Regions from separate parts of the Homo sapiens genome. Here region 2 is linked to region 1. Evidence: chromatin loops called from intact Hi-C (ENCODE). Cell type or tissue: K562. All regions are shown on one strand. Links, peaks and the distances in the headings refer to the core of each region. The heading gives the core; the rest is flanking DNA.

Region 1 (12,561 bases), core at 2,867-10,866:
ATGCAGCTTGATGCTAGCACATGTGATAAAAACACTTAGGATTTTGACTGCCAGCTCAGAATGAGTCAACAATGTGATGTGACTGCCAAAAAAGCCAGTGTAATCTCGGGCTGCACTAAACAGAGAGGAGTGATGGTGCGGCCTTCAGTTCAGAGAATCATGTATCAAGGCCCAGTGAACAGAGAAGGGCGGCCAAGGAGGACTCAGAATCATGCCGTATGGGGGAAAATAATGGGAGTACCTGGGATATTGCCGTCTGGCCTCCTTTTCAGGGATTGGTGGGAATGTTCTGGACCTGAGCTTACCAGTAAAGAGTCTAGGGTTAGACTGCCTGAATTGAAACCCCAACCCAGCTACTTACTAGCTTTTTCCTACATGCCAAGAATGAGATATTTATTCCTCATCACTACCTTCTGAAGAAATACCATCTTCATCCCTATCATACAGATGAGAAAACTGAGGCACAGAGAGGTTCAGTAGCTTGCCAAAGGTCACACTGCAAGCAAATTGAAGAAATATCCTTTGAATGCAAGGAGAGTGTACTTTCTTTGTTCTTCCCCTAAGCAGCTATACAACCTTGAATCTTGTCACTTCTCACTATACTTCAGTTAGCCCTAGGGCTACGTGACCAAGTACCCCAAAACATAGAGGCTTCAAGCAAAAATTCTTATTTGTTCACAGATCTGCAATCTGGGCAAGACTTGGTGGGGACAGCTCATCTCTGCTCTACTGGGATCAGCTGGGGTGGCTCAAAGGTGGGGTTGGAAGCCTCACTCACTCTCCATTTGGTACCAAACATCTGGAGGCTAGAACAGCAGAGGATCCTTGGACATCACTCTCTGTGGTGTCTCTCCACATGCTCTCTCCAGCACAGCACCTGCAGGGTAACCAAACATTTCACAAGTTGGCTTGTGGCTCCCTGGCATACATCCTGAGACAGACTGAGAGAGCCAGGTAGACGCTTTCATGTCCTAGCCTCAGAAGTCACATCGTGTGACTTCTATCACATCCTTAGTACAATCGGAATAACCACAGTGCTTCCCTGTAAGGACGAATTGAGACAATGCAGGTAAAATGCTTAGCACATTGTCTGGAAGCTGATGAAGATTCTATAAATGTCAGCTGTTGTTATTTTAAAAGTGGCTCAAAAAAGACATCTTAAAAAGACAAATCTGCTACTACTACCAAAAACATGCGTCACGCACCCTTAAGCCCAGCAAATACCTTTTGTCCACTGGTGTCTTTCCTTGCCCCATGTAGTCAGACACTGAAGCTCGCTGCTCTGGGAAGTCACACCTCACCCTCTCGTCCCATCCCTCTGATAAACAAGGCCGGTACTTGGAACTGCCTGGGTTGTGCTTCCCAGGAGGGGTACCTTCGCTGACTCAGCTGGGAAGGCATCCAGTGACTCATCAACTATCAAAAATTGATTAAACATCCTCAGGTCTTGGGAAGGGAGAAAATGCCCAGGAGACCCAAGATCCTCTCTTACCCCAGGACCCCAGTGGTTCCTCAGAGAGGAAAACCTGGGCTTGAAGATTAACTGGGCCTTCATATGAGCGGAGGTGTTAGTCATTCTGGGCACATACACGTCTCCAGCATTAGTAAGAAGAGTTGCCAGCTCCCTTCTGAATATTCAAACTCATGGCTAGCCCCCCTCCCGCATCCATTCCCATGGCTTCAACTACCATCCAAGCTAATGAGTCCTAAATCCATATCTCCAACCCAGAATTATTTCAGGAGCTTGAGACCTGCCCCACTCAGATGTCCCAAAGGGCCCTGAAACTCAGCATGCCCCCCTAATGTTGGACTCACCTCCTTTCCCTCACCCAGACCACGACTCTCAGTGAAGATTTCCATGGTGCACCCAGTGGCCCAAACCAGAAATCCAGCTTACCTTGACACTCCCCTGCTCTGCCCCTCAGGAGTGACCCATCACAGGTTCTGCAGTTTCTACCTCCTAATCTCCCTCTGCCAAGAATTTTCTTAGACAACATCCTCATAGCTTCTGAACCCAACTCTATCCTTCTCCAATTTTCCCCTCGCTGCTGTAAGATCTCTGCCAAATGTAAACATGAGCATCGCCGCTCTGTGTAAGACTCTTCAGTGACTCCCCCTTGCCTTCCAGATAAAGTCCATGTTTCTTAACATGGTTCCAAGGCCTTGCTTGATCCAGTGACTATGCATCCATTACAGGCTGAATTGTGTCCCATAAAATTCATACATTGAAGCCCCAGCCTCCAGTAATTCAGAACATGACTGTATTTGTAGATAGAGTCTTTAACGAGGTAATTAAGTTAAAATGAGGTCATGTGTGGGGGCCCTTAATTCAATATGCCTGACGTCTTTATACAAAAAGGAGATAAGGACACAGACACGAACAGAGGGAAGCCCATGTGAAGGCAAAGAGGAAAATGGCCATTACCACCCAAGGAGAGAGGCCTCAGGAGAAACCAACCCAGCTAACACCTGGATCTCAAACTTCCTGCCTCCAGAATGATGAGAACATACATTTCTGTTGTTTTAACCACCCAGTCGGTGATACTTTGCTCTGGCAGCCCTAGCATCTCTCTCCTTCACCTCCCTAAACCGCCCTCCCCAGGTTATGACACTCTAGCTGTGTGCTCAATGCCCTCTCCACTCCAGGCTGGCCCCACTCTCACCTGGGCATCTACATTGCTCCCACCACTCTTCATCCAGCTAACTCCTTCCTCCATGAAGCCATCCCTGACCTTTAAGTATCTCCTAAGATACCCGCTTCCTTCCCCTCTCAGAGCCCCATGTTACGACTACCCATTTACTCTGTGTCAATACCACACTGTGTGCTACATTAGAACAGGGGCCATATGTATCTTGCTCACATCTGTGCCTAGAACAGTGTCTGGTACCTACAAGTGCTCAATAAATTCTTTTGGATGACTGGCAATTAATGAAAATAAATCAAATAATTCAAAGCTGATCATATTTACTATTTTTTTAAAAAATGAAGTTCATAAATATCTTAATAGAGATTCCCAGTGAAGTCCCCTTTTGAGGGCTTAAGTTTACAAAGCAAAGCCACTCTGTCATAAATTTGTGTTTCTTTGGCCACCAGAGACTTCGAAAGGAGGCCCTAATAGAAGGCAGCTGATTCAAATTTAGTTCGGGCACCAAGACCACGCTTTAACGTGTAACAACATGGTGAGCTGAAGTCACACTCTGGGTCCTTATCTTTGTTTCAGGAAAACTGAGCCCCAGATCTCCTGGCCATCTCACTGGGAGTCGGGAAAAGGCCCGACTGCTTCCATAACAGACAGCAAGAAGCCCTGCACCTCTACAGGCAACCCGTGGCACAGGGACACATATTCATTTTGGTCTGTTTAAGAAATTGATGCATAACGATTGTGCATATTTATGGGGTACATACAGTGTGATGTTTTGGTACATGTATGCATTGTGTAATAATCAGCTCAGGGTAATTAGTGTACCCATCTCTGCCAGCATCTACCACTTCTTTGTAGTGGGAACATTCAAAATTCTCACTTCTAGCTATTTTGACATATAAAACACCTTACTGTTGACGTAGTCACCCTACTGTGTGATAGGACACCAGAACATTCTGGTCTTCACCGACACCTTCTCCTGGAAGTGCTACTGCCATCCCCACCTTATGAGAATGGGCCCGGGCTTCTGGGTGCAAACCACCTCCCTTACCCCATCAGCTGAGAGTTCACTGATGCTGTGAGGAGCCAAGAGAAACTTCACTCTCATGTCATTTTGGCTCCAAGCATTCCCCGCTGAGGTATTGGAGCTTTGCCTGCAGTTTACCCCTGAGGAGTGAATCTGGATTCTCTAAATTAAGACCCATTTGTTTACGAGATAAAGAACCAAATTCTAGCTCCTTTTGGAGTGAGGATGATGATCCATTCCAAACAAATCCCACCCACCAGACCTCCCAGCCCCTTCCCTGGTTTGTTTCCATCCATGTCACTTTCCCCCATCACCTAACTTAGGTATTTGATTTATGTGCTCATCAGCTGTTCCCCTTCCCCAATGCCTGTCATCACCAGTATAGTGAGGGGGCTCTGTGAGGGTAAGGATTCACTCTGTTCTGTACCCCGCTATTTCTCTGATGCCTAGCACATTCCTTGGTACATAATAGGCTCCCCACCTGTGTCTGTTGAGTGAATAATATGTATAAATGAATGAATGAATAAATGCACATACTCCCTTCTTTCCTCCACAAACACATGGAGATGAGTCTCCACTCTCATCACTACCTTGGTGATTCCCCTTAATTCCATGGCAGGGGATCCCCTCTGGTGCCCTTTATACCTTACTTTTCTCCAAACAGGATTTCTGTGTGTATGCCAACATCAGCATCTGGTCCATCTGTGGATATTGCCTGGGGCCCTATAAATGTCCCTCTAGGACCAAGGCAGTTTCTGGCCATAGAATGAAACCAGCCATGACTCCATTGATTCCAAAACCCACATAAACAGAACTACCAGGGGCCTGGGGTCCCTGCCCCCTGCAGGCAGAAGTTCTCAGGTTAACAAGAGCCTGAGGCCAGGACCTTGGCTGTGGTGGTGTTGGAGACACCCAGGGTCCACCAGCAACTGCTGCCTGGGGACAGACTGGAGGAGAGGTGGTGGCCTGGAGACTCTGAGGGCAGGTGGACGTGGCGCAGCATGAAGGGTCAGGATCTGGACTCCTGTGTTGATTCCACCAGCCCTGGTAAACCATTCAGAGCTCCTGAGCCTCACCTATAACCAGCTGCCTTGTGGGGCCATTAGGAGAAACAGGATGGGCTTCACAAGAGCCCATCTCTTCATCTGTCCCCTGCTCTTTTCCCCAAGAGAGGGGAATAGCACAGCAGTGAGCAGCCCAGGCTGGGAATGAATCCTCCATCTACCACTTGCTCACTACATGACCTCCCACAGGTTTCTAAACCAACCTTCTGCCTCAGTATTGTTTAAGGGTCTGGCACATGGTTAATGAACAGTTTTTATGAAATGTAAAAGAATGCAAGAGAGTAATCTGATCCCAAGGCGGGAGTGAGAAGAAAGCTGGGTGTGGCGCAAAGGTAGATTCTTACTGTTGGTGTCTTAGAACTTGAACATTGTCCTGTCCCCACTATTCTCCCCGCTACATTTCCAGGTCAGGGGCATATTGATGTGCAAACCTCTGGCATGGCTGGGCTGCTGGCCCTGGGATCCTCCGAGAAGCCGCAGGTACTAAAGCCTTTCTCTTAGTTGTGACTGAATTGAGATCCATATGTGCTCTCTACCCTGTGGAAGTGGAGTCAGAGAGATGGCAGTTTAAATTCCAGCCCTGCCACTTAGCTGTGTGACCTTGGCCAAATCAGTTACCCTCTCTGTGCCTCATTTTCCTAATGTGTAAAATGCAAATAATGATAGGTAGCACCCGCTCATATGGTGGCACATTACTGGATACATCCACATCCCCAAAACAAATGCCATGCTCTCCAGTCTCCTTGTCTTTGCATTTGGTCTTTCCTCTAATACTCTCTTCCCTCCTCATCTCTGTCTGCCAGAACCCAGACTAATCCTCAGGGCCCTGCTCAAATGACCCCACTTCTGGGAAGTGTCTCCAGGTGTTTCTATCGTGTGTGGCCTCCTCTTCCTTCTGGTATCCTGGACATACAACCTTTCTATGGAAGTCACCCTGGCATGGGGTGAATGATACACATATGTTATTCCTAGCCCCCTTCTTGACCATAAGGGTTGGAATCAGACCTGGGATTGACTCCAGCTTTGCCACTTAATAGCTGTGTGACCTTGGCTAGGTTACTTAAGTTCTCTGATCCTCAGTTTCCCCATCTGTAAAAAAGATGTAACAAAACACCTACCTCATAAGGTTTGTGGCAAGGATTAAGGGAGGTAATGCCTACAAAACCTTCAGCACAATGCTTAGCACATCGTATGTCCTTAATAGGAGTAATGATTATTAGCACTGAGTAGGTGCTGAGTCTGAAAGGCTTTCACTTGAAATTCATTCCTTAGGGGCCCCCTCCAATTCAGATAGCTTCCAAAATGCACATCTTGGGGTTAGTGATGGCCCCAGGGAGGGGCAACTGGTGAATTCTCAGTAAAGACTTAGCTGCTCTTTTGACATCAGAACTTTTGGTGCTTAATGGAACAGCAGAGAAGAGAAGACAAAGAAACAGAAGCTTGAAAGGAGTTCCAAGGAGACCCACATGTTCTGTGTTTAAACCTCAGGACAAACTTGCAATGTCACCATTGATGACCCTGAGATTCAGAAGAATTAAGTGACTTACTCAAGGCCTTACAACCAGTGGAGACATACCCAGATCACTTTTACTCTAGGGCTCATGGAGAGAAGAGGCGGTAGGTGGAGGAAGGGGAGAGAATGCTCATCCAGCAAGAGCACACACTCTCATTATACAGCAGGCAAAGCAATCTGTGGAAATGTATGGTCTTATTTATGGAAAATTAATTCAGCATACAACTTCATCATAATACCATTTCTCGAAACATTAACTCCCATCAATGTTGTAAAAGTCTGAGAAGCTACAAAATGTCTTTTTCTAAAACCTCCTATTATCTATAAACATCCACTTTTCAGGCCAACCAAGATTTCCCTCCTCTCCCGTTTGCCCTGTTGGTTTTAAGTCTAGAAAGGTCTGGAGTGGCTGTACGTGTTAATGGGGCTTGAGAAAGGTTCTCATCAGCCTGAAAGCCCAGGGGAAAGCAAAGCTCACTTTAACTGCTCTGTAAATTAGAGTCTCCCTTTTTGGTTTAAATCCACAGACACAGATGTCTTACCTTCACCAGTCCTAGAAACGGTGGTGAAGAATTCTTCTTTCTCTTGGCCGATATTGCCCTCTAGTGATCCAACTCTACTTGAAAAATAGAAAGAATCCATGAAATAGACAAATGACTCCTTCACACTCACTGGTTCACTCACTCACCTAGCCAGCCTTCCCGCCACTCACTTTCTCATCATTGGTTACAGGCCTATTAGGCACCAATCAACATGGATTCTGGGATGCCCTAGGTGTTGAATGATTCACCTGCAAAACCTAAGAGTCTGGAGAAAATGGCCCACATCTGCAATCCCAGCTCTGCCTCTTAAAGCCCCAAAGACCCTGGGAGTGGGAGTTAGTCCCCCAGGCTGGACCTGTTTCCTCACCATGGAGTAGAAATACCAACTTCTCCATCTTCAAAATATACAATATAACATGCATATCCTCTTAATCTTATCTTTTTTATTATTTGTAGAGATGGGGGTGGGGTCTTACTAGGTTATGTTGCCTGGGCTGGTCTCAAACTCCTGAGCTCAAGTGATCCTCCCACCTTGGTCTCCCAAAGTGCTGGGATTACAGGCATGAACCACTGCACCTAACCTTATCTTTATTTTATTTTCACAACCAACTCCTGGAGCACACTTAGATTTTTATCACAAAGAAAAAGCAGAGAAGCGCCAGGCACAGTGGCTCACGCCTGTAATCCCAGCACTTTAGGAGGCCGAGGCAGGCACATCATGAGGTCAGGAGTTGGAGACCAGCCTGATCAACATGGTGAAACACCATTGCTACTAAAAATACAAAAATTAGCCGGGTGTGGTGGCGCGCACCTGTAATCCCAGCTACTCAGGAGGCTGAGGTAGGAGAATCGCTTGAACCCGGGAGGCAGAGGTTGCAGTGAGCTGAGATCGCACCACGGCACTCCAGCCTGGGTGACAGAGCGAGGCTCCATCTTAAAAAAACAAAAACAAAAAGAAAAAGCAGAGAAGCTACTAGGTAAGCTCAGAAGCCTTAGGTTCAAATCCTGGTTCTGCCAGTTACCTACTTTGTTACCGTGGGCAAACTACTTAACCTCTCTCTGTCTCTTTTTTCCTGTCTGTAAAATGAATAGGATTGAGAACAGTTTAGGTTTGCAAACTTTGGTATAAGCAAAATTCCCTGGCAAGCTTATTAACAGGACAGACCCTCCTTCTCAAATTTAACAATCTGGAAAATCTGAAAATGGCCCTGGACCTTCTGAGCAGTTAACAAGCTGCCTAACAATACACAACAGCCACTGAGAGCAAGTGCGGTTGAGCCAGCGCACCGGTCCTCAAACTTGGCTGCACATTGAAATCAGCTGGGGAGCTTGAAAATGCTGACGGCCCCTCACACACCCCCACTAGATTCTGACATAACTAGTCCAAAGTAAAGCCTGGCATTGGGATTTTTAAGAATTGCTGGAGCAATTCCCCTGTGAAGCCAGGGCTGAAACCCCACTTCCTTAGCCCAATGCCAAAAAAACTTAATAAATGTTGAAAGAAGTCCTACCAATACATCCACATCATGACTCAAACACTATGCTTTTATTCAACACTAACAACAAAATAGTAAGCCTCTATCAGGTGCCAGGCACTGAAGATAGAGCCATCATCAAGCCAAAACAAAAAGACAGAAATCTCTGTGCTCAGGGAGATGGCAATAATGCTGCAGGCCAATTTGTCATTTTGCACTGGGCCCCCAAAATTATGTAGCCATCCCAGTGAGTTGGGGCTGCATATCACAGATGGCCTTACAGCTCACAGTGAGAACTCTTTTTCTCTTTGAGATGGGAAGCATTACAACTCCCACAGTTTTCTGTCTTGGAAAAGAAGAGATTTAGAGATGCCACTGCAGCTTTCAGGAAAGTTACTGTCTGATGATAAGATTTCAGGCAGGGAGACCTGGGTGAGAGAAGACATATGTGAGGCAGCGGGACCGGCCCTGACTGACCACATCCCTTATGTCTGTCAAGTGCCCTCTGAGTAAGGCTGAGCGGGAGATGAACAACCATGGCCAGAAGCTGGTGGCTCCTGCTTCCTCCCCTCCCCCAGCTGCTGTCCTGCAGCATGCAGCCTCCTCCCATCCCAGACTCAGCGGCCAGCTGCTTCCAGCTGTAGAGGCAAAAATACTTACTCGTAATCAGGATTTTGGCTTTGCACCTGCTACCTTTGCTGGGGCTGAGGCTAATTCTAAGGCCAGGGATGTAGAGGGTGGAAGGGAAGCCCTTTTGGATTACTGTAGCTACTCAGTCAACCCCCAGCTGCTCATTAGCACCTATGAATGAAGCCCGGGAAACCTGGTGAAATCTTGTTAAGCCGCTGAGAGCGCAGGAGGAGGAAGGATACAGAGACCTCTCCTGGTCGTCCAACCGAAAATCAATGCTTCCATCACTCTCTCTCCCCTTGACCCTGCATTATCTTTATTCATAGCACCTACGGCGAGCTGACATTTTACTCTATGTTTGTTCACTTCTAGTGGTTTTCTTAAAGATGGAAGATGGGTTAGGTGAGCTTACAGGACCCTTTCCCACAGAGTCAAATGGTCTTCTCCATCCCCACCCCGGAACGGGGAGGGCAGGGACCTGTCTGGAGCCCCGAAGTGGGGCATCAAATGAGATCACAAAAGAGCAGCCCAGGCACAGTCATCAGACCTGTCCTGTTTGGCCTGCAGAGGTGTTGTTGTTGTTGTTTGCTTGGTTGCTTTTTGTTTTTCTGCAAATGGCATGATTCCACATTTAAAACTAAGGACGCGCAACCTCTCTGGAAAAGCTAGATAGAGACGGTGGGTGCCGCATCCTCACACAGCGCAAGCTGCTTGTTGCTGACGTGCTGCTGCCCTTTAACTGGGCTGGGCTCTTCGAGACCCCATCGCCTCTGGGCTGCCCAATTTTTTCCATTTTCTGCCCAGCCCTGAAGGCCTGGATTCCACACCCCTCCCCTCCCTGTCCTGCTGGCTTTGCTCCTTCTCCCAGGCCTGGGGGCTTCTGTGTCCCCTCCTAGTGGTGGAGCTCAGGTTGCGCTGGGCAGCATAATTTGCCTGGTGGACCAAGCACCACCAGCTTCACCCTCCTCACCAGTAGCTGCCAGCCTCCCCGACCTCAGAGCCACAGCTCTGATCAGCCAAGGTCACCTGGGAGTCACTCGGCATCTCTCTTATGCCACCACATGGTGAGCCAAGGAGTTGATTCCTTTCTCTCCTTCCCTGTGCAGTTTCTAAGAATTTGGCCATGAGAGGGATTTTATTCAGGTCACCAACAGCCCCACCTTTTACTCAGCCTGATAGACATAAACCCCCAGCCATTATTGTCTCTGGTCCCCTCCACCCTTCATTTCCCAACCCCCCCCCCCTTAAATATTTCTCAACCAATCTTATTTCTTTTCATTTTTCTCTGTGGCCTCAATCCTCCAGCCCTGCAAATCTACTCAACTATCTCTGGCACGCAGCCTGTTCCTTCTTATTATTAATAAGACTGAGAATAATGGATAATAAATAAGAGCTTGCTATCAAAGGGCTCTCACGCCATCGACCCAGAGCCTCACAAGAACCATACACTGCAAATGCTGACATGCAGAGTGTAAGTGACTTGTCTATGATCAGCAGCTAGTTAGTGGCCGAGCCAAGTCAGGAATCTATTTTAAGTGGTCTTACTTGTGGCTTATCAGGAAATTATCATTTTTAAAAATAAGCCAGTGAAAAAGACAGCTGGGATTTTAAAGTATGCTTTTATTACATTTCAAGGGCAAGATTTATTCCACTCCTTAGTATTGTAATTAAAGTAAATGAAATAGGATTTGGTATTATATTTGCCTTTCCAACAACCTTTTGGAGACACCTGCTTTGCTCTACAAAGGGAAAGCCATCTGCTCATGTATTCATTGCATTAAATACCCACTCACTCACTCAGTCCACAATTATGTGTTGCCCTCCTACTGTGTACCAGGCCCTGGGCTCAATACAAGGCACACACTGGTGAGCAAAACAGGTCTGCTCCTGCCCCCATGTGCTTAGAGTCTAGTGATAAAGTCAGGTGTTAAACTAAGATGTGCACCAAGAATGTATGACCAGAAATATGTTAAGTGCCAGGAAGGAGAGGAACAGGGGCTCTGGTAGCCTCTAAGAAAGGAATCGACCTGGTCCAGAAGTTCAGGAAGGGCTTCCTGGGGAAGTAACCACTGCCCCAGGAGACAAGAAGAAATGAACACAGGGAAGAGGACAGGGAAGGAAGTGTGTAGGGGAGGCAACAGAATGTGCAGCGCCCCATAGCGCATGGACCAAGCACAGTGCCGTCGTTGGGGAACTGAGAGTCGCCGGGGGAGTATGGTGTGTGACCAGGCAGCACAGGTAGGTGGAACCAGACTACCCAGTCTTGTGAGCCCAGGTAGGGATCTAGGTCTCTTCCTAGGGAGCAATATAAAACTGCTCAGAATAGGGATTGACCTGATTGGATTAAATCTACTTAGGTGCTGGACATTTGGGGTGGCACAGGGAAAAGAATGTCTCAACCCTCAAAGAATTTTCCGTCAGATTCCCTGGCATTAATAAAGCTCTGCTCAAAATTAGGTCATTGGTTTTTCTCAGAAATATAGGTATCACTCTTGTGCTAACAATGGTTTTAAAAATATATAAAAATTAAAATAATAAGCCAGGCACAGTAACTCATGCCTGTAATCTCAGCACTTTGGTAGGCCAAGGCGGGAGGATCACTTGAGGTCAGGAGATCAAGACCAGCCTGGGCAACATAGTGAGACCCCCATCTCTACTAAAAATAAAAAATTCTCCAGGCATGGTGGTGCATGCCTGTAGTTCCAGCTACTCAGGTGGCTGAGGCAGGAGGATCACTTGAGCCCAGGAGGTCGAGGCTGCAGTGAACTATGATCATATCACTGCACTCCGGCCTGGGTGATAGAGTGAGATCCTGTCTTTATTTTTAAAATAAAAAGAATAAAAATATCTAATACCTCCTAAGTATTTGCTGCTTTATGTTTTTACTTATTATTTCATTCAATCCTTGCCTCAAGTTGTAAGCATTATCACTCCCATTGCATAGATGAGGAAAATGAAGTTCAAGAAGGGATAGTAACTGCCCAAGGTCACACAGCTACTGGCAGATCTGAGGTTCAAACCTGGGACTGTCTGAATGTCAGCTCTGCCATCTCTAGGCGCCATAATCTTGGGAATTCTTGCCCAGAAATTCAAGGACAGCCAACATGACAGGTCTAAACCATTCATTCCTCCTGAAATGTCAAAGTCAACAATGGGCTATACTTTGCCAAAGCCACTGGCCAACTGTCTCCTTGTCTTACTTGACCTTCTGTGCCAGTGAGCAGATGATCACCCCTCCTTCTTAAAACATGGTTCCTCTTTGATCAGTACCTGGTTGTCCTCCTACCTGCTGCTATTCCTTCTCAGTCTCCTCTGCCCACTACCCCTCCTCAACTTGACCTTTAATTGTTAGGCTCTACAAAGTTCTGCCCTTGGCTATTTTTCTATTTATAATCCTCCATTTGATGATCTCATCCACCCACCCCAAGACTTTAAATTGGATCCATAAACTGGTGACAAATCCACACCTCCTTCCCCCACCTCTCCCCTGGTCATGTCTCCACATGGTTGTCTAATTGACCCACCAAGTTAACTCTGGACACCCACCGCCAAACTCTCTCCTGCCCTTAACAACTCCATCTCACTAAACGGCACCTCCTTGTACTTTGTTGCTGAGGCCAAAAGTCTAGGTCTTATCCTTGATTCATCTCTTTCCCATATGGCTCACC
Region 2 (12,561 bases), core at 1,583-9,582, 520 kb before region 1:
GCTGGAGCATGGGTAGATGATGGGGTTGAGGCAGCTGTTGAAGTAGCCCAGCCAGAACACCACCTTGAACACGGCGTCGGGGGGCTTCAGGGTGGAGAACAAGGAGCCTGCAGTGGGGAGGGGGGTGGGCACGGGCAGAAAGACAGCAATTTGTGAGTAGTCAAGCTCTCGCCCCAATATGCTTCTCCTCAACATTGTCAACCTGCAGCGTTCCTGCCGCCAGGCCTTTCCCCGAGCCGGTTCCTCTGCCCGGAATACTTCCCTTTGCATTTCAAAATCAATGAATCCTACATTCATTTTTAGGGCCAGCCTCAATAACTTCGCCTTTGTCCATGAAACCTTTCTTGATCTAGTTAAACAGCATCTAAGCTCCTATAGTTTCCTCTGGCAGCACTTGCCACCTTCAATCTAAGTGATAACAATAATCGCCCACAATTGCACATCTCTTTTGGGTCAGGCACTGTGCTAGGTGCTTTCCCGATATTAGTTTATCCTTCACAAAACGTCATGAAGTAGATGCCGACTTGTTTCCGTGGAAAACAGAAGGTGTATTAAAGACCTAAATGTGAAAGGTAACGTTTTAAAGGTAAAAGAGAACAACATAAAAGACTATTTTTTTGATCTAGGGGTGAAGAAAAACAATACTTCAAAAGGACGAATCATGAGGCAAGAATCTGAGAAGATATTTACAATGACCAAAACAGTCAAGGGATTGATATTTAGAATATGTGAGGAACTCTTACAAATCAGCAAGAAAAAGTGTTCCCAGTAGAAACATGGGCAATGGAAAGTAGCAGGAAATTTACAAAATAGGAAACGCAAGGGCTAATGAACATATGAAAAGATAATCAAAATATTAGGCAATCAAATAAAAACCGCAAAGAGGCTGAGTGCAGTGGCTCATGCCTGTAATCCCAGCACTTTGGGAGACCAAGGCAGGAGGATCACTTGAGCCCAAGGGATTGAGACCAGCCGGGGCAGTACAGGGGGACCCCATCTCTACAAAAGAAAGCATTAACCAGGCGTGTTGGTGCGTGCCTGTAGTCCTAGCTACTTGGGAGGTTGAGGCAGGAGGATCCCTTGAGCCCAAGAGTTCAAGGCTGCAGTGAACTATGATCGTGGCACTGCACTCCAGCCTGGGTGTCAGAGCAAGTCCCTGTCTCTCCAAAAACAACAACGAAAACGAAAACCACAAAGGGACATACCTGATAGGCTGGCAAAAATTAGGAAGCTGCATAGTTCCAAGTTCACACAGGGGTGTGGGGTGTGGGGACACGAGGAGCTTTGTTCATGGCTGGTGGGGGCACAGGCTGTACACACATCCTGGAGATGACTCTGCTAGCACTTGGTCTAAGTATACATACACCTTGTGACCCAGCCATTTTGCTCCAGGACACAGATCTCAATGAATTTTCACACAAGTCCATAAGGGTTCATATATGAGGGGGCTCATGGCAATATTGTTTGTAGTGACAGGAGGTGGGAGACAACCTGGATGTCCCTCCCTGGGAAAAGTAGAATGGGGTAGATGCATTCTTAGATATTATGCAGCATTTAGAGGCCCAGGGTGACATGTCTGCATGACCACGTGGAAAGATCTGAAATACATGGTTCTTTGTGAAAAAAGTAGGAAATAGAATGAGATTTATGACATAATACCATTTAAGTAGCTCACCAAACAACCACATGCATTTTGGAAAAACACATTCAAATTAACAAAAACATGTTAAAGACAGAATGCCTAGGGGTGGAGGCAGAGGGAAATGGGAATGGGAATAAAAGGAAATAAATCAATATAATAAGAGAGAGGCCTGGCATAGACTCATGATGATGAGACATTATGAATAAGAAACATGATTAACTCACCCCTCTGAATGTGAGATCCCAAAACATTTTATGGCAATATTAAATTAAAAACAATTTCCATTTTAAATATAAGTCAGCTGAAACTTGGAGAGGTTAAATGACTTGCCCCAGGTCACACAGCATGCTTGTAATATATCTGGGATTTAGACTAAATTCTATTTGAATAAAAATGTGTTTTTTTTTTAAAAAAATGCAATTAATAATACTCTGTGTAAAGATGAGAAAATATAAAAATGCAAAAAGAGAAACTATTTTAAAAGCACATATAAAACTCTGCAGTGCCAAAATACCATATTTTGGTGTGTATACTTTCAGATTTTTCCTCTTGTATATACAAATTTAAATATCTTAAAAAATGGAATACTTTCTAGAACATTTTGTATCTTCTAACCATGTCTCTGTCCCTGCCACTTGGCTTGTGGCATATTTTGTATTCCTGACTTCTCAGACTGAGCTTCCCAAGGGCCTGGTCTTTGGGATCATCACTGAATCTATTTGTGAAAAGAAGAGCCAACACTCTTAGAGCATATCTGAATGGGAGGGATCTTAGCAACTGCCAAGTCCAACTAGTTTGCAGGTGGAGACACCAAGACCTAGAGAGTAGCTGGAAATCTCTGAGGTGGTTGGCACAGATGCCACAAGGATTCCCATCTTTGATTTTGGATTGCTCTTGAATTTCTTCTCTGTAGCATTTCACTTTCTTGATTATTTGAGATTTGGCCTGTTTCAAACCTCAAATAATCAAGAAGAAGAAATACAGGAGCCTGACTCCTAATTCTCTGCCCAGTAACTCAGTAGTGGCTGCTGGGGGGCAATGGCTGGGCTCCTGGTGCAGGAGTAAGTCAGCCAGGAGTTCAACTTAGAAAGAGGGTTATCCATACCTGGATGTAAGTGCCAAGTGTAAGTACTGACCTCTTTTTAGGTTGGGGGAAATGAGGCAGTGGGCTACTTTCTAGGTTTGGTCGAGGTGAGACAAGGGAGGGCACTATTTTGTGACCCGATTTGTGACAAGACTCACACCATTAGATTTGGGTCTCACCATTGGAGCTACTCTTTTGGATTAAGACTCTGTACAGAAGGCCCCAGCTGAAATGCAACTATGGTGTATGAGCACCTAGTATTCCCTGATGTGGGGAGTTGTCTCTGTTCACAGGGATGGGCTTATTTCTGTCACTGAGTCTGAAGAACATAGGAAACTGGCCTTGACAAAATGGGAAACTGGAGAATAAATTTTGGAGAGGGCCAGACATGGTGGTTCAAGTCTGTAATCCCAGCGTTTTGGGATGCCAAGGCAGGAGGATAACTTGAGACCAGGATTTTGAGACCAGCCGGGGCAACATAGTGAGATTCCTGTCTCTACAAAAAAGAAAATTTGGGGAAGAAGTAGAGTGAGGGAGGTAAAGTTTCGAAGCCTTGTGCATTACACAGGGATGAGTGTGTATACAGGCAGCACATTACTTTGCATGAGGACACACAGGGCCCAGGATGGAGGCTGGAGCCATGGCCCGAGGTGGGATCCTGTAATCCCAGCACTTTGGAAGGCGAAGGTGGGCAGATCGCTTGAGACCAGGAGTTCGAGACCATCCTGGCCAACATGGCAAAACCATGGACAGGATCTAGAGCAGGAAAGCATGTTTGTTGAGGAAAAAATTATAACTTTGTTTGGTGCCAACCCCATTGAAGGTGGTTGTGAAATAGGCGATAAATGGATTAATGGGGATGCAACCTGAGAAACTGGCTCTTTTAAAGGTTACAAAAATATCAATAATGCTAATAGCTAAGATTCATCATAGCCAGCATTTATCTTGTGTGTGTGCTCTGCAGGTCCTGTGCTAACTCTTCACACCACTAGCTTATTTAATAATTATAATCGGAAGGTACCAGTGAGGAAGGTACTATTGTTGGTCCCATTTTTTTGGATCAAGAGACCAGTATATGATAGTCATAGTTATTTAACTTGCTATATGTCCATTCATTTGTTCGTTCATTCATCCGTTCCACAAACACTAAGCTCCTGCTAAGTGCTAGGCATGAGGACAAGCTGTGGGAATGCAGAGATGAGTTTGGGGTGTGGTGTTGCACCATGGCAGCTAAGAGGCCATTCAACAGAACACATGTAGCATTAGGAAGGGGGCATAAATTTTACTTTCCCCCTATGTCTGCGCGGCATACGTTTTTTGGTTGTTCTTCACGTTCATCACACTGGAAGCACCATGTCAGGGACAATGATGGGCTAGATTTTTGCCTCTGTTTTCTTACAATGTACCCTCCAAGGACCATGGCCTTGAGAAGTGTTCAGCCAAAGGTGAGGGGGTGATGCCAACTTTTCTCATGGGCATTTACTGCCACATTTTGGGTTTGGGCTCATTACACTGTTTATTCCTCTGAGAAGAAGAAGCCAAGGGCCATTCTTTGCCCTTGGCTGATTAGGCAGTGTGGTCAAGTGGCTGGAACCCAGAACTTGGGATGACACAGACCCGTATTGAAACCTCTCTTGAGTTATTGGCTGTTCAGCTTTAGAAGAGTTAATTAGCCATCTCAGCCTCAATTTTCCCATCTGTAAAATGGGGACAATATCTATGTCATAGAGTTACTGTGAACACATGAAAATATCCATGTAAAATACTTGACACAGAGTCTGACATCTTGAAAATAATAAATAGTGACCATTTTCTAAATATACTTTATATCCTGACCCATTCTCTTCCAGGAACTCAGCTCTGATTAGCCCCACTCAACTCAGATGGACTTATTTATTCTGTACCCCATAGAATTCATACAAGCAGATCATATTTTGTTATTTTATTGTTTGCTTTTTCATGTTAAGCCATCCCAGGTCTGGCTGAATCCTAGTTCATCACCCAGATTGTAAATTCCTTCTGGAAAGGAGCTATATCTTCATTTCTTTTCTTTTCCCCTCCAGATTTGTATATTTTTTTTATTTCAAAAGTAATACATGCTGAATTTAAAAAATACGTATTACAAAAAATCTGTTAAGTCTAGAGTGAAAATACTCCACTTAAGCAGAAGGGATCAGAGTTAACAGTTTTATTTGGAATCCTTCCAGATTTAAAAAAATGGGGTCATACTGCACATACCTTTCCCCAAATTGCTCTCTTTGCTTACAGTATGTAAAAGATATTTCCTTGTCAAAGTACGTGGTGCTATTTCACTTCTCTCCCCACCCCACAAGGGCTGCATTACATCCTACTGTCTGGATAGATGGTAGTTTTATTTAATGCCTTCTCTATAGGTGATTTCCAATTTTTGGCTATTACGGACTGCAGTGATGAAAAGCCACATGCATTCACTTTTTCATGCACATTTGGGTGTTTCTGTGCAATAAATTCACATGAGGAATCACTGGGTCATTTCCACATTTAAGCCCTGACAGCCAAATTGCCTTTTGAACTGGTTGTACTAATTTACCCACCTATCAACTGTGCCTGAATCTGACATTTTCCCTACAACTCCCCACCTCTGGGCTCTTTCAGCCTTTTTAATCCTCACTTGTTTGGTAGGTGAACACTGATCTTGCCCTCTTGTTCCATTTGCATTTCATTTTATTTTGTCCTCCTTTGCACCCTGAACAAGTCCTCAGTGACTTCTGACAGGGAGTCCCCTTTTTTATTGGAATGGGACTCCCTGGAATAGAATCCTGGCTCTGGCCATGTGACCTTGGGCCAGTTTCATACTGTCCCTAAGCCTTAGTTCCTCATCAGTAAGATGGGCTAATAATAGTACTGACCTCTCTGATTGTTGTGAGGATTAAGCAAGGTAAAAACATGTAGAGTCCTTATGAGCACTCTGGATCCCAGGTGTCTGTCACTCAGTCAACTCTGCATGAATAGTAATTAACTAAATAATAATTATTGTCCCTGTAAATCCCTGATTGGGCTGGAAATCTAATTTTAGGAAACATATTTGGGGTCTATTTTACTACATGTATCATTTTGGGTGAACTGCTTTCCAGTTTTGTGCCTGTTTTCTTTCTTTAATTGAGTGGTGTGAGCTGGGTCTTTTTCAGCCTTAAAATTCAGAGTTCTGGCTGGGTATGGTGGCTCACACCTGTAATCCAGCACTTTGGGAGGCCAAGGAGGGCGGATTACCTGAGGTCAGGAGTTTGAGACCAGCCTCGCCAACATGGTAAAACCCTGTCTTTACTAAACATACACAAATTAGCCAAAATGCTCGCTTGAACCCAGGAGGTGGAAGTTGCAGTGAGCTGAGATCGCTCCATTGCTCTACAGCCTGGTCTGTGTCAAAAAAATAAATAAATAAATAAATAAATTCAGATCCCTCATGAAGTCAGAGACCAAAGCCTTGCCCATCCCTGCTGGGGCGTGCCTGCTTCCCTAGACTTTCACCACAGCGGGGCAGTGTGGGTCAGGGACTGGACCGCCAGGCTGCCACAGATGCCACAAATTTTTCGACCCCCTCCTTCCTCCTTCTTCCTCTGCCAGCACAGTAGCTGCTGGGATTAGGGGGGTCCCGTTTGCTGCACTGGCCTGCCTTGGTGGAAACCAAGAAGCTGTCGTTAAGTAACAAGATGCTAAGCCTGTTAGGCATGTAAGAGGATGTGTGGCAGGGATCGTTTCCCCTGGGCAGCCAAACAGACCTGTCACTGGAGAAGAGTGTGGTGGGTGAAGCTGCTGGGTGAGGGGAGTAAATACAACAGGAAGTGTGGGTTCCTGGAAGGCCTGGACACTCTGTGCTGGAAGTCAGGGCTGCGCTGGGCTCTTTAACAATGCCACTAACCCCCTGTGCATGTTCCCGAGCCTGGCCCTGAGCCTGCCTCCGCTTCCCTTGCTCATGGAATGTTCCTGATGCTCCTTGCCCTGCCTCTTGGAATCATGGCTCGCCAGGCCTGGGAAGCCTCCTTCCTTAATGGAGGGCCAGTGAGGGTGAGGGGAGTGACTCACTCAAGGTCACTCAACTGGTGAATGGCAGAGTGGCCACCACGACCTGTTCAAGTTGCCATTCATTTGCTTCAGCAAATATTTATTGAGGCAGTGGAGTTTAGTGGTTAAGGACCTGCTCAGACATCACAGGTAGGTAGATCTGGGTTCAAACCCTAGCCCTGGCATTCTCAGCTGGGCGACCTTGGAGAAGATCCTTAAGTTTGGTGAGGCTTGGTTTCCTGGAAAATTGGGAGGGTAATAATTATTTTCTGTACGGATGAGGTGAGCTCAGGCTTGGTAAGTACCTGGCACATTGAAAGCACTCAATAAGTATAGCTATGATGACTGCTTTGAGCGCTGCTACTGTTACAACTGCCAGCACCGCTGTTACCACCAGTACCACTGCTACCAAGATGAAGAAGGTGGTGAAGAGGATGAGGTCTATGTGCTGTGTGGGCATTGAGACTTACCCTACTGCTCTTTCCAATACCAGCTGAATTATGGTCTCCACGTGGTTCCTGAACCTGCTAAAATTGTGGGCAACATTCCTATATTTTCTTGGTTAGGGTCCATAGCTGTCGTCATGGTCTCAAGGGGATCAGTAACCCTCAAAGGGTTGAGACTCCCCCATCCCAGGTCTAAAGCTTGCTAAGCATTCATCATTCTGCCACCTGGACCACCATTTACTTAGCGCTTTTCTTTGCGTCAATTAGTTTTTGGTATCTCAATTCTTTTGAAGGAAGCTTTCTATCACTATTTTAAAACTTGCATCATTTACTATAAATAAAACATCATGGTGGAGAAAATAAGATGAAAACAAAACAATGTTTGTACCTCCTGGATAGCTCCAGACTGTGGTGTGAATGAGGCCTGCTCCCTCTTTCTCGAAAAGGGAGATTAGCAGTGGTTGAGAGGTGCTGAAGACATTTTGGCCCTAAACTGAGAGGCACTGCTCTCTGAGGAACCTAAAGGATTGAAAGAGAAGTGAACAGGGAACCACTTTGTCTCTGGAGAGCCCAGGCCCTGGCACACGTAGTAGGTGCTGAAATAGATATTTGCTCAGTGATGGACTGACTGAATATGTGACTCACGGTTTCTTGTGCTATCTCTAGATGTCATTTCAATCTTGCACACCACCCAAATCCATAGTGAATTTCTCCTGCTATGTAGGTGCAGCCCTGGGAAACCACATGTGGGAAGCATTTCTATTATTTTATTCTTTTTTTTCCGGGGTGGGGTGGTGAGGGGAGGAGGGATAAATCGAGGAACAGATGTTGCCGTGAGCCCACCCACATCACTTAGTCTTTGAGTGCCCAAGGGCGATTTAGAGGGACTGAGAAGTGCAAGGGTCAAAGGCTCACATTGAGCAGGATATACACAGGGAAAAACATTTCTTGGCTGGACATGGCCCCAGCAGGTCATCCTTAAGCTGACATTCAACAAATCTGAACAGTGAACAATGAACAGTGGAGGTCTCAACACTCCGTGAACCTGAGGGCCACTCATCAAAACCTCAGGGCATGTCTGTAGAATAGCAGCTACCATTTAACAAGCTCTGACTCTGTGCCAGGCGATGGGCTAAGTGCTTAACCACTGTTGGGCCAGTTACTCCTTCAACAGCCACTGTTCCCAAGGCAGTCCATCATGACTGTGCTCTAGAAGGCACCATTCATACTGTCCTTTACAACAATTCTTGATGACTGTGTCCAACCTGCATGGCTGGCCTGGGGGGCCATGATTCTTACACACAGGGGAACAGAAACTCAAATTTGATATAGGTAAGTTGCCCGAGGCCACAGAGCTAGTAGGTAATAGAGTTAGAATTTAAATATAGGCAGCTGTGACAGAGGCTCTTAATCACCACAATGCAGCTCACAGGAAAACAAAATATACATACTTATGTGTGTGGATATATATATATATATATATACTTTTTTTGTTTATTCACTGTCAAGTCTCAACATAATGCTCATGTATAGAAAGGTCTGGGAGGGTGTGTACTGGAATGTCAACTGTGCTTATCTTTGAGTGTGGGGAAATTATGGGTGAATTTTCCTTCTCTGTGCTTTTTGGTGTTTTCCAAAATGTTCTCCATGAACACAAATTCCTTCTGTAACTGGGGAAAATCCAATGAATGTTATCTAAAAGCTAAAAGGCCAGGTGCAATGGCTCATGGCTATAATCCTAGGACTTTGGAAGGCTGAAGCAGGAGGATCGCACGAGTCCAGGAGTTTGAGAACAACCTGGGCAACATAGACGTTGTTTCAAAAAAAAAAAAAAAAAGAAAAGAAAAGAAAAAGAAAGAAAGAAAGAAAAGAAAAAGAAATAAAAGCTAAAAACCAAACAAGCCAAAAAGTAAAAAAAAAAAAAAAAAAAAAAAATAGCCAGGTGTGGTGGCCCCCACACCTGTGGACCAGCTACTCGGGAGGCTGAGGTGGGAGGATTGCTTGAGCTCAGGAGGTTGAGGCTGAAGTGAGCTATGATCGCATCACTGCATTCCAGGCTGGGCAATAGAGCGAGACCTTGTCTCAAAAAAAAAAAAAAAAAAAGCTGAAAAACAAGCCAAAAGATGCTGTGCGTATTGGGTCCTTGTTATGTGCCGCCAACTTTTTTAGCTCCTGTTTCATTTAATCCTGACAACAGCTCCCTGAGCAGGGTGGGATTATCCCTATTTTACAGATGAAGAAATGGGTAGACGGCAGCACCAGTGCGAGGTCCCTCACAGGTGAGAGACAGGTTTAAAATGAAATGAGATGATTTGAGAGATTTGAAATGAAAATGAAACCTGATGATTTGAGAGGTTTGAAATGAAATCAGACGGATGGCAGCACCACTCAGACAGATGGCAGCACCAGTCTGAGGTCCCTGAGAAAGACAGTTTTTAAATGAAATCTTTTGTTATTAAGCCCCCAGCAGCCCCCTCGTTAGTTCCTGATGTGCCTGTGGTCCCCTGTCCCTATCTCCTTACTGTGGGGCATAAATGGAGGAATCTTTTTATTCTTTACATATTCTTTTTTCTTTGAGACAGGGTCTCACTCTGTTGCCCAGGCTGGAGCACAGTGGTGCAATCTCGGCTCACTGCAACTTCTACCTCCCAGGTTCAAGTGATTCTCCTGCTTCAGCTTCCCGAGTAGCTGGGACTATAGTGCATGTCATCACGCATGGCTAATTTTTGTATTTTTTGATAGAGACAGGATTTCATCATGTTGACCAGACTGGTCTTGAACTCCTAACCTCGCCTCGGCCTCCCAAAGCGCTGACTTTACATATTCTTAAATCCATTGGCCTTCACTCAATATTGGCTGAAGAAATGAGGCAATGAGCAGGCTCAGAGACTGCAGTGTGGCGTGGGGACCTAAAGCATCATTTATCTGGTCTACAAAATGCCAGCCATGGGCTGGGTGGTTTCTAACATCCCTCTGGGCCCTGACATTCTGGGACTCTGGGATTATAAATTTGATTTGATTTATTTCACAGTCAGTGTCAAACAAGCCAATGACCTCAGGGGAGTCAGTGGGTGGAGAAACTGTTTTGATCCTCTTGTAAATGGAGTGGAACTCCTTTGCAGTGTGGCTCTTATTAGGGGCATTTGGCTACACCGTCAGGCAAACCACATCTCCTCAGCTGAAACAATTTGGTCCAGTAAAAACTGGAAAAATTTACAATAATATGCTGCTTCTGTCAGCACCAGCTTTGTAAAAGAAGGTTTCCTTGGATTTGGAAATTCCCTTCAAGGTTTTTCCATTTTTATTTGCCACTTAACCCTGGAATGAGATCATAAACTTGTCCAGTGAATACAATATCTTTGGGCCAATAGAGCCATGTTAAGTTTTAAAACAAATGCTGAAAACAATAATAACCACAGCCACCTTTTGCAACAACTCCATTCCAAAACCAGTTATTAAGGTACCACATTTACAAACATTCTCTATTGTAATTCTCCAACAGCCCTGCTACTATGTATTTCATTTTGCAGAGGAGGAAATTAAGGCTTAAGAGGTTAACAAGGTCACATGCCTAGTATGTGGTGGACTCTAATTAAAATCCAATTTTGAAGTGTGGGTTTTTACTCGTTTAATAATAAGGAAAAGGAGCATTTATTCATTTCCTTAAACACTAGGGAATTTCTCCCTTAACTGGGAATGCTGAATTGTCAAAGCACTTTTTCTGAAACTAAAATGTGGCATTTGTCCCTTTGAACCTTGGATTACAATTGCTTAGGTCTATATTCTCATCTCCTCTGATTAGACTGTGAATGACTAGAAAAGAGGGTTCATGTCTGACTCTTCTCTCTGTGCCCAAGGCCTACCTAGCACAGTGCCTGACACGTGAAAGGCACTCAGCCAGCAGGTGTTGCATGAATAATAGTGATAAAAATAATAAAACCAAAATGCATTAGCCTCTGGCTATGCAAAATGAGGTTCATGGATAAGCAGCACCTGAGTGCTGGTTAGAAATGCAGAATCTCTGATCCAGTGCATCAGAATCTGCTTTTTTTTTTTTTTTTTTTAAGAGCTGGGGTCTTTCTGTATTGCCCAGGCTGGATCTGAACTTGCTATGTTGCCCAGGCCAGACTGGCCTTGATTGCTGGGTTCAAGTGATCCTCCTGCTTCAGCCTCCTGAGTAGTTGGAACTACAGGCAGGTGTCCCCATGTTCAGTTCAAAATCTACTTTTTAACAAGATCCTGAGGTGAGAAGTATTGCCTTAGCCCGCATTACAATTTTACTTTTAAGAACTATTTTTGTGTGTATCTTGGGATTCATGGGTGAGCACAGGCTGGGCTGAGAGCCACCTCACTATGGGGTTGACCCCCTTGGCCCCAATCCTCCAGTGACTCCTCTAGTTTGTAGGATAAAGTTCAAACTGCTTAGGTTAGAATATAAGACCTATTCAACGTGGCTGCAATGGACTGATTCTCTGCAAGAGCATTGACTTTTCTGGCCCCTTTCCCTTTATTCACGCTGTCCACACTGGTCTGAGATACCCTTTTCTCTCCATCCTTTCCAGGCCTGGCTCAAATTCTTTCTTCTCATAACCACTTTCCTCTGAAGTGTGAAAGCAGAAGGCAGGAATGAACAGCCTGAGAAGACCCGCTAAGATCCAGATGACTTACACACCCGACCTATTAATGTTTTCATCTTCACAATAGGCATGAGGGTGCCTCGTGTAACGCCTTGGGTTCCGTAACTCCCAATTTACAAATGTGGAAATGGAAGCTGTGAGTGTATGGAACTCACCCAATATGACACAGATATTAAGTGGTAGAGTTATGATCGAAACGCTAATCTTCCTGGCCTCAAATTAGTTTCCATAATACGCAATATTATTTCTAAACTCTGAGAATACTTCTGGGGTGGGGAAGGCCAGAACTAGGTACTTAGGTTTTTTTGTAATGGTTTTTTTTTTTTTACATTTTTAAAATTTTTATTACAATTAATATTATTTTGCTTCTACAAATGACAACTCCTAGAAGTAATGATATCTTCACATATATTTTATCTGGCTATTAAAATGCAAGTATCTAGAAGCCAGGAATTTTGTGTCACTTTTAACTTGACAATACTGGTTAAGCAGATAATTCAGTGCCATGTAATTTCAGGGGCTCACAGCCCTGCTGAATCTCATCCACGGATGTCCAGGAAGTACACAGTCCCCAGATTAAAAGTCTCTGCTCTTCTCTCTACAGATTTCCATCATAACAGTTGAACTTATTTAAGGGTTTGTCTTTCTTGTTCATGAGCTCCTTAAGGCTAGGGTCAATCTTATTTGTCTTGGTTTCTCTAGCACCCAACA

What was found. Hi-C counts contacts between places; a loop is a spot of excess contacts. Peaks named below come from ENCODE experiments on the same cell type or tissue, not always from the same donor. Only the 100,000 strongest peaks of a DNase experiment are listed, where the experiment ranks them.
Region 2: it touches region 1 in a loop (14-fold over the local background); 29 of 110 quality-filtered maps call a loop at or near these places.

The regions. Positions count from the first base shown.
Region 1 is chr5:159,438,951-159,451,511 of GRCh38, reverse strand. LINC01845 (long intergenic non-protein coding RNA 1845) reads left to right here. Exons shown (of 7, transcript NR_027110.2): 7 at 2,056-2,956. Among named protein-coding and RNA genes, the nearest start is that of LINC01845, 21 kb to the left of the region's middle. RefSeq lists a silencer at 11,159-11,208. In K562, for the core only: CTCF peaks have their summits at 6,830 (motif pointing left) and 9,948; no DNase peak of the experiment used is centred there; H3K27me3 peaks cover 701 bases.
Region 2 is chr5:159,959,425-159,971,985 of GRCh38, reverse strand. It overlaps ADRA1B (adrenoceptor alpha 1B), which reads right to left. Exons shown (of 2, transcript NM_000679.4): 2 at 1-107. Among named protein-coding and RNA genes, the nearest start is that of TTC1, 43 kb to the left of the region's middle. In K562, for the core only: a CTCF peak has its summit at 6,232; a DNase peak (open chromatin) is centred at 6,245; H3K27me3 peaks cover 1,460 bases.